Regions from separate parts of the Homo sapiens genome. Here region 2 is linked to region 1. A link is an interaction called in ENCODE POLR2A ChIA-PET data of the cell type or tissue named here. Cell type or tissue: MCF 10A. All regions are shown on one strand.

Region 1 (5,000 bases):
ACCTGTGAAGGTGCAAGGGCATCTACTTATAGATAGATGGAAACAATATTCATAATTGTTTGGAAGAATAAAAATCCATGTAACCCTCAGCCAACAGTAACTATAGAAAATGCTACTGATTATTTAAATATTGGAAATAGAGATCAGTTTTCTAATCCTAAAAATCTCCTTGCACCCAGAATACAAATATGGAAAGATAATTAAATACTGTGTTAGCTGTCATACCAGTAAATATTACTGATTAAAAAAAAACCTTGATTGGAAGATTTACCATATCATTCATGGAACATTATTTGATAGGGCTGCCATAACAAAGTAATATCGACTGGGTGTTTTAAACAATATAGATTTATTGCCTTACAGTCATGGAGGCAAGAAGTCTGAAATAAAGATGTTGTCAAGATTGGTTCCTTCTGAGGACTGTAAATGAAAGATCTGTTCCAGGCCTTTCTCCTTGGCTTATGGAAGACTATCTTCTGTTTCCCTTCACATTGCCTTCCTTTAATGTGTGTCTGTCTGTATATCTAAATTCACCCTTTTAATAAAAATGTCAGTGAGCCATAAATTAGAACCCACACTATGGTCTCCTTTGAAGTTGACTGCCTCTCTCTAAAGACCACATCTGTAAGAGTTAGGACCCCAGCACAACTTTTTTTTTTTTGGATGGGGCATGAGATTCAACCCACGAGACTATAAAAGACTAAAAAGTTTCTACATTTTTAAATTTTTAAGTTTCTGAAATTAACTTTAACATAATATGGTAACAAGTGGATCAAAGAATTTTCCACAGCTTTATAACATTCAAACTATTTATTTTAATCCCACTTCCTCCAGCCTTCCTATCCCTGAATAATTTGGAAATATGTTGATGTATTGAGTTTCTTTTTTCTTCATGGGAAAAATCTAAAAGACATAAGGACAAATGCAAATCTTAAAAAAAAAAAAAATACCCTGATGACAAAAGTCCCTTCCCTTTTCCTTGGAGCATTTTCTTTAGAAAACTTGTAATTGTAAATCCTTTCTCTGTCAAAAACTTGTAACTGGAAATCCTTTCTCTGTCCCTGAGATGGATGCAAATCTCTGAAAAGCTGAATAAACCTCTAGCCAGTTTTGCATTCCAGGAATGTTTTTCTTGTGGGCCTTGGGGTATCTTTTTGAAATGTGAACATCAAGGAGGAAGGCAACTTGTGTCTCTCTCTTTGGGAGTTTAGCCTAGATACCTGGTATTAAATTGTGCCTTCTTGCCTGCTGCAAAAATATTAAGTTTTATTTTTCCTTTGGATAAAGAGATATATGTAATTGACTGGCATATATACCTCATATTTTTCTTCTTTTTCCCTAATGCAATAAGCACACAAGCATGTCAATACAAATGCTCACAAATACTGAAATTACCTTCCACAATTATGACCTTGCTACGTCAACTGACTCGTCAACAACTAGAATGCACAGAATGAAATATTTATTAGTGACAATATCAACAAATATAAAATGTATCGTTATGCTTTTAGTACCATTTATTTGAGTACTAATTATATGTCAAATGCAGGGCTAAGTGTTTTGCATAGATTATGTGCTGTAATCTTTATAATGACCCTACTATTTAAAATAGCTCCTACCACTATTTTCCACATAAGAATCCCAAGGCTACGAAATAATTTATCCAGTTTCCATTTCTCAAAAGCAGTGGTGAATTGGACCAATCTGACTACAGATCCTGGCTTCTTCATCACAAGTGATTCTACCTCACTTCCCATGAAGGAGGCTGTACTACTACATCATGCCAGCACGGATTCCTGCTGGTTTTCTGATTATTTGGTTTGCTTTCAAGTCTGAGTCAATTTAGCCCTGCTTGCCATCTTTTTTTATGTTGCTAAAGCAACGTGGCATAGTGGAAATTTTCTGTCCTGAATATTAATAGCCTTACATATGCCTTGCTGAATTGAACTGGTAGCTGTATAATCTTGGGAGAGGTATCTATCTAGTCTCAAACTCAGTTTCCACATCTGGAAGCAGGGCACAACAACAATTTCCCTGTGGCCATAAAAAAGCAGGGTAAGGCTCTATAAACATCACGTGTGTGACTAGCTTTGGATAAATCAATAGATGAGGGTACAGACACAACCTTACTCAACAATATGTTTCCCAGGAATTAGGACAGCATCTGGTCTGTCATAATTGGTAATTAAAAGAAATAACTAACCAAAAAATATAAGGCATCATTTTCTCTACCTCTTATATTGTTATAAGAAATGAAAACAGCCTAGATTTAACTATTTATTTATTTTTAGAAATGGGATCTCACTATGCCACCCAGGCTGGAGTGCACTGCCATGATCATAGCTCACTGCAGCGTCGAAATTTTGGGCTCAAGGAATCCTCCTGTCTCAGCTTCCCAGGTCACTCTGATTATAGGCACGAGCCGCCACACCCAGGTTAACACATTTTACATGTATAAGACTGGGTCTTTTTTTTCCTTTCACATCTAATTCTCTCAGTACACTACTATTTAGTAGTAAGTAAAAGCTGAGTGCAAAAACCATCTACACCCACACTCAGCCTGTATACTGAAAATGGAAACCAAATCTTTCTGACCATATAACATTACTTTGCAATTCCATTGTCTCTATTAGCATTATCCGGATCTCTTCCCAATCCCAGTCAAGTCCCTGTTTTGAAATATCATCATTAAATTAAATTCCAGTTCTCAGTATATTTTGACCTTGTTTTCCTCCCTCTGAGACCTTGCCAAACTTCTACTGGGGAGGTAGTCTCCCCTACCTAGGTAAGCAATAAACTTAGCTTTATGTCAGGTTGTATTGGTGACATCTGGGAAGCCAGCATTTTCATGACATAGCAAGTAAGTGAGTATACACATTTCTGTTGCATTTAATTCTTTCACAAATCATGTGTTTAATACTTAATAATAATAGAACAAAATATCTCCATCATATTTACCTGTGATATAAATCGTTCAAATCTGTCAATTCACATTTTTAAAAAAATTATCAATTAGAATTTCATCTCCCAAATAAAAATTCAAAACAGCATTTTAGTTTTACTATCTCATGGCATTTTTTTTATATATTTACAGAGTTAATTTCTGAATAAAGATGGTTAAATCTAATTTACTTGATAATGTGGGGTCTTACCTTTTCCAGTTTTGAAAGAGCAAGAGAGTAACAGTCTTTGGCTCTGAATTGCATGAATCTCATGTTGGCGGGGTGAGTTAGCTCTGTGATAATACTGAGACTGGAAAACAACCTACATTTCAAAAGAACATTTGCATTACACTAACAATCCAATATGGTATTTTTTATAACAACATATTTATGAGTGAGTGATTCCTAGCCTTGGGCATAAAACTATATCCAATTACAACAGCAGGCAGTGCCACATAAAATCTTCTATACAATGCAGGAAAAATGAAACACTATTTCCCGAAGAATATTTTAACAGACATTTTAGCACAATAAGAAAAATAAATTCAGTAATTTGGCTTTTTTTAGACATTTTCTCTTTACAATTATGGAACAACATAGAAGAAACTCATAAAGCTGATTTAAGAAGTTACAAGGTTACTTTGTGGATGGTATTGAAACAGAAATCTATAAAGATAAATAAGCTGATTGGCAAAAATTTCACATAATGAGCTTCTTGTCTACTATGTGAGCTCTTTCATGTCCTATGGCTCCTTATTCTCATAGTGGGCAATTTTTAAATGTCAAATCTTGCTACAACAAACTTCTGAGATGAGGAAATAATTTATGTAAAACTTCATTGTAATTAATTGGGGCCAAGGCTAAAGCATTGATAGTGTTCCCCAAAAGTATCCTGAAATTTTTTTTCACAGGTCCCATGGCTTCATATTAGCTTTCTTCCCATTTGACACTCTCTCAAATATATACCAAAATGAGCACACATACGTACACGCTCACACAAGATTTCTTTCCCCCAGAGAAAAGGGGCAGGATGATACCACAATAAATACTTTTTATTTTTGCTGTTGTTCATGATCTGATCCTTACCTGATATCTATGCATCCCTGGTAGCTTTCCTTGTTAAATATTTTGGTATTCTCTGTGGCAGCCACTTCTGTGATAATCACCTTTGTTTTTCATATGATATGTCTTTAAACTAAGTTATGACCACTTAAAATTCCCATCACTAGGTTGAACTCATCCCTTGAACTCAGGGACTAAAACTGACTGCAAATATGCAGAATATAAACAGCCTGTTTGTGTGGCTCAGGAACAAATCAGCTCCTTCTGCTCTCAATTTATGAATTTATGAATTTATGCTCATTCAGTCATGAGGGTGCTGTTACTTCCATGTGCCCGAGTGCTTGATGTGGTACATGCTTCTTTTAAGATGGGAGCCCTGTCCTTGAGCTCCAGCATTACAGACGAGTTTTTACCTTTCCTCAGGTCCAACTCTGGAAGGTTGATGGATGATTTGCCAGGAATGCTCCCTCCTGCTGGGGAGAGTGTGCCCACCCTACTGCTCTGCAGCAAGCAGGGCCTTTCTTAGCCTTCAGACCAGGCTTCTCTGATTATCTGCCTCTCAGGTGTGTTTACATTGGGCTTTAGTCACCATTCAGGTTAAGACACTAACACATTCTTAAGAAGAGTTTTGGTTTTTTTTTGTTTGCTTGCTTTTTTTTTTTTAGAGTTGTCTGTAAAACCTAACACGCCCTCTTGGCCATTAGCACAAATGGACTAACATTGGGCCTTACCTAATCAAGGCCTTTGAGAGCTAGGATATCATTGGGTATTTTGTGAAATCTTTTAATAAAATTCACAAATTATAAGTATATACGTATTTTTCTAGGGGTAATAAATTGTGGCTGACTAAACAATCCTAGTTCTTAATCTTCGTTTTGGTAATAAATACTACTGTAGTTATTGATTCAGGTAAATTGTAGTAATTGTTATTAAAATAATATCAGGAAAACAACAACCACGATATAATTTCTTTTGCTGACTTTTAATGTTAAAAAT
Region 2 (5,000 bases), 140 kb before region 1:
TACAAGAAAAAAACAAACAACCCCATCAAAAAGTGGGCAAAGGATATGAACAGACACTTCTCAAAAGAAGACATTTATGCAGCCAAAAGACACATAAAAATGCTCATCATCACTGGCCATCAGAGAAATGCAAATCAAAACCACAATGAGATACCATCTCACACCAATTAGAATGGCAATCATTAAAAAGTCAGGAAACAACAGGTGCTAGAGAGGATGTGGAGAAATAGGAACACTTTTACACTGTTGGTGGGACTGTAAACTAGTTCAACCATTGTGGAAGTCAGTGCGGCGATTCCTCAGGGATCTAGAACTAGAAATACCATTTGACCCAGTCATCCCATTACTGGGTATATACCCAAAGGACTATAAATCATGCTGCTATAAAGACACATGCACACGTATGTTTATTGTGGCATTATCCACAATAGCAAAGACTTGGAACCAACCCAAATGTCCAACAATGATAGACTGGATTAAGAAAATGTGGAACATATACACCATGGAATACTATGCAGCCATAAAAAAGGATGAGTTCATGTCCTTTGTAGGGACATATATGAAATTGGAAATCATCATTCTCAGTAAACTATCGCAAGGACAAAAAACCAAACACCGCATGTTCTCACTCATAGATGGGAAGTGAACAATGAGAACACATGGACACAGGAAGGGGAATATCACACTCTGGGGACTGTTTTGGGATGGGGGGAGTGGGGAGGGATAGCATTAGGAGATATACCTAATGCTAAATGACGAGTTAATGGGTGCAGCACGCCAGCATGGCACATGTATACATATGTAACTAACCTGCGCATTGTGCACAAGTACCCTAAAACTTAAAGTATAATAATAAAAATAAATAAATAAATAAAATAAAATAAAATAAATGAAGTCTTAGTTTGATTATGTCACATTTAGCCTGAACAACTCCATTTTTGTTTTGTTTGGTTTGGTTTGTTGGGGCCTAGTGCGTGAGCTCAGTCCAAAACAATGGCCTCTAATAATTTCGTTTTAAAAATTTCCCACTTTTTGGCCAGGTTCTCACTTAGGTAAGAGTTTTACTAAAACTTAGGGCCTTAGCATCACTCTCAGTTACCATCATTTTGGGTTTCCGGTCTCAGCATGCCATTCATAGGTTACAGAGTCCCCATGGTCACACATTTCTTTCAGCTCTTATCATTCCAATTGAAGAGAGACCATTTGACATTCTAGAGATGGTTGCATGCAAACATTTATAACCCTTGAGAGAATGCAGCACAATAGGGAGACTAATTTTATGACTCTGTGGAGGATAATACCAAGAGGGTAGAGTATGCTTCTTACCCAGGGTCCCCATAAACCAAACCACCTACAATCAAATAGATCAAAGAATGAGCTAGATAAAGAGTCTATTCACTTAACTAAGCAGTCTCTTATCTATATTAGGCTCTCATCTTTTACCTATCAAAGTATAAGTTTATCCATGGTCATCCACGGATATACATTTGGTCATCTGATGGGTTGTTTAAACATTTTGTAAAGGGAGTTCACTCAAATGTTATTTCCAAAGCATGTTTTCTGGTTGTATAAAAGCTCTCCCATGGAGGAGGCCTGATATTATAACACTAAGTTATTATGCCACAGTGTATTTTCACCACTAAAGAAAGCTTTTTATGGTTCACAGAGATATGATTCACAGAGGATAATCAATCCCTTCACAATCTAGAAGCTTAGATTTTTTTCCCGGGAATATGGGACCAAATATTGGTTATAAACTACTTTAGCAATTTATGCCACCACACCAATATATTCAATTAGGATCATTTTATCTTTTCCATGATGAGTCATGGAATGCAGAACTTTTAATAATAAAAGCTTTATGTACTCAGGAAGGACAAGGTGGCCATCCTGGTTCTCCATGAGTCCATGTTTAATTAACATTAGACTTCTATACTCTTGAATATCAGTTGTTTCTCCAAATTTGGTGCATAGCACTGATAACTGATGGGTTATCATCGGTAATTTGACTTGGACAATGGAATTTTTATTTCATGGGAACCACAGGCAAAAGCCTTTCAATTTTGCAAGTTGCTGCCCATGGGGTTGCATGCGGGGGGTAACCCAATTAACATTTTTCATTCTGGCCAGAGCAAAATTCATGACATTAGCCACTCTGCTTAGCACCCAACGTTGAACTGGCAAAGGTCAAACTTGTCCTTGGTTGGGCCCTGCGATCTTTAATCCATTTTTAACCAAGAGGGACTTTATTGAGGGGAGGGCCTCTAACCCAATTCCATCTTTTATTCAGGTAAAATGTACCCCATTACCTATCCGAAGTCGGCCAATTGGTGCTGCAGTGTATTTCCTTTGGAGTAGGATAATAATTAAGCTGAAAGATTGGCAGCTTTAATTTTTGGGAGCCCTCATTTTTAAATGCACTTGAATGCATTGTTGTTTATTCAGAATGTTTCACCATAAGTTACTTTTAGTAAGATTTTGCCATTTCGGTAACACTTTGTTTTTTCCTGTGCCTAATGTATAAGCCAGAAGGGACTCAGTTTTTCAGATATGAAGAATCCCATTTTTACCTAATATTGGCTTTGCTTTCAGGTTCCCTTGATTAACCTGCCCAATGATTTTTCCTGCCTAAGTGCACAAGTAAAATGAAACAAAGGTGTAGAATACAAAAATCCCCACAAATTTTTTAAAGCCAAATTTTACACCCCTACAATATTACCATTTGCTACCAGTTTCTTTCTGACCCAGTCAGATGTAAGAGGCCTCTAACTGGATCCAAGCTGGTTAATTACTAAATCAAATCCATTCCTGGACCCAATCCAGTTTCTGTTGCAACTTCCAAACCCAGTTTGGATCAAAAATTTGCTCTAAGAAACTCAGAGAGCTCAAAACACAAATAGGTGGAGCCCCAAAATCTGAGAGAGAACTTACCCATGATCTCCAGGCACTCTGAGAGATCGGTGGACACAAGTGGGTTCTGCAGATACCTTGCTTGTTCACTCAGTACTCCCGGGGGTTGTCAGAAGCTCTACTTTGCACCCCACTTCTGACATCATCTGTTAAAAGAGAAACTTGGCTGAATTAATTTAAAGAAGTTAAATTGAGCAATGAATGATTCACGAATTGGGCAGCCCCTGAATCATAGCAGATTCAGAGAGATGCCAGGAGTGCCTTGTGGTCAAAAAAAGTAAAGTGATGTACAGAAATCAGAAGTGAGGTACAGTAACAGCTGGATTGGTTACAGGTCGGCATTGGCCTTATCTGAGCATAGTTTGAACACTCACAAGTGTATGACGGGTTGAAGGATGGCTGTTGGGATTGACCAAGACTCAGTGATTGCTACAGGAGCATACTCCTATATTCAATCCTCTCTACCTATTAAGTTAGGTTGCACTTCATCCACAAGGACTGGAATATAGAAGTACAGAATCCTTCCCAGGTCATATTTAGCTTTCTTTAACAGTGGATATTAGATCCACTGATATTGGATAATTTATCTTCACATCTTAAATTAACTTATGCATATCTAGCTTTACATTCTGTAAAAATCCAGTACAATAACTACATGAGTAAGAAAGCTTTTTATTGATCATTTTTACCGTAGGATATCTCAAGTTTTCACAAGCCTATTAGACACCACAGAGCATTTCTTTTTCAAATTTAAATTCTTGATCACACTTTAGATTATAAATTAAACCTCAGTAAATTCAAAATATATTTTTCTTACAGTGCATAACACTTACAATTTACAAATCTCTTTCACATACCAAGATCACTGAAGACAGAACAGAAACAGTCATTATAGGTTTCAAAAATAGGTATACTTATATGTATTCACAGATACACACATACACACATTTTACACAATATTCTAGGCAGAGGATACAATTATCATTAAAATACACAATAATTTCTGTCAATCTAATGGAAAAAGAGACATTAAACAAATGGGTACAATGTAATGACAGTCTGGGCAGCTATAACAAAATTCTGTAAACTGGGTGGTTTATAAACCAAAGAAATTTATTTCTCACAGTTCTGAAGCCTGAGAGGTTCAAGATCAAGCCACCAGCAGGTTACATATATGGTGAGGACCTGCTTTCTGCCTCATAGACGGTGCCTTTTCACTGTCTTCACATGATAGAAGGGACTAGCTAGTGTTCTGCAGTCTTTTACAAAGGCAGTAATCCCAATCAAGAGGTCTCCACTCTGATAACCTAGTCACCTCCCAAAGGCCTTACTTCCTAATATCATCACCTTATGAGTGAGAATTTCAACATATGATTTTCATGGGGAGGACACAAACATTCAGCCCATAGCAGTGGCTATATCATACAGATGGTGACAGTATAACTGGTATTGTGAGTAAGTATAATTGGTGTTGCATTGTAGATAAGGAGAATAAGAAGGGATTCTGAATAAGGGACATTGATGCTGAGACCTAATGTATTTAAACTTGGTAATCAACAGAGTGAAATTTTTATATATGTATTATTTCATTATAGAAGCAAATTTAATTGCCTTAGGAAAGAATGTGGAGTAAGGAGGATAGCAAGGACTGAATAGAAAGGAACGCTCCATGTAAGGCATAAAATGAAGGCATGGCAAGAGACATAGGGACCAAGTCAGGGAAGAAGGCATATGATGTTGTAGAAAACAAGAAGAGTCAAAATAATGCCAAAATCTATTCAGAGTTCATGTAAAATGAGAACTGAAAAGTTTCCAATTGGGATTATATTATCAGAAGAAGTTGGTAAAAATTATGAGAACATCACAACCTGCAGAATAACTTATGTTATGAAAACTCTGGGAAGACTTTATTGATGTCATTTCTAATGTAATCCTCATTACATTTCCTTAATTTTATTTCTATTTATTTAGAGGGTTTTTTTCCCCTTGAACTATTTCCCTTTAATTTTAATTCAGCTTTGCCATTGTTTTGAAAAAATATCTCTTCTTTAACATATATACTTTCATCTGGCATAAAATTGTTCTATTAT

Evidence for each region. Peaks named below come from ENCODE experiments on the same cell type or tissue, not always from the same donor. Only the 100,000 strongest peaks of a DNase experiment are listed, where the experiment ranks them.
Region 2: POLR2A ChIA-PET joins it to region 1 with 5 read pairs; 2 of 35 experiments call an interaction of 5 or more read pairs at or near these places.

What each region holds. Positions count from the first base shown.
Region 1 is chr1:196,302,082-196,307,081 of GRCh38, forward strand. It overlaps KCNT2 (potassium sodium-activated channel subfamily T member 2), which reads right to left. Exons shown (of 28, transcript NM_198503.5): 22 at 3,153-3,264. Among named protein-coding and RNA genes, the nearest start is that of LINC01724, 220 kb to the left of the region's middle. In MCF 10A, no CTCF peak of the experiment used is centred here; no DNase peak of the experiment used is centred here.
Region 2 is chr1:196,157,439-196,162,438 of GRCh38, forward strand. No RefSeq gene overlaps it. Among named protein-coding and RNA genes, the nearest start is that of LINC01724, 71 kb to the left of the region's middle. In MCF 10A, no CTCF peak of the experiment used is centred here; DNase peaks (open chromatin) are centred at 2,833 and 3,123.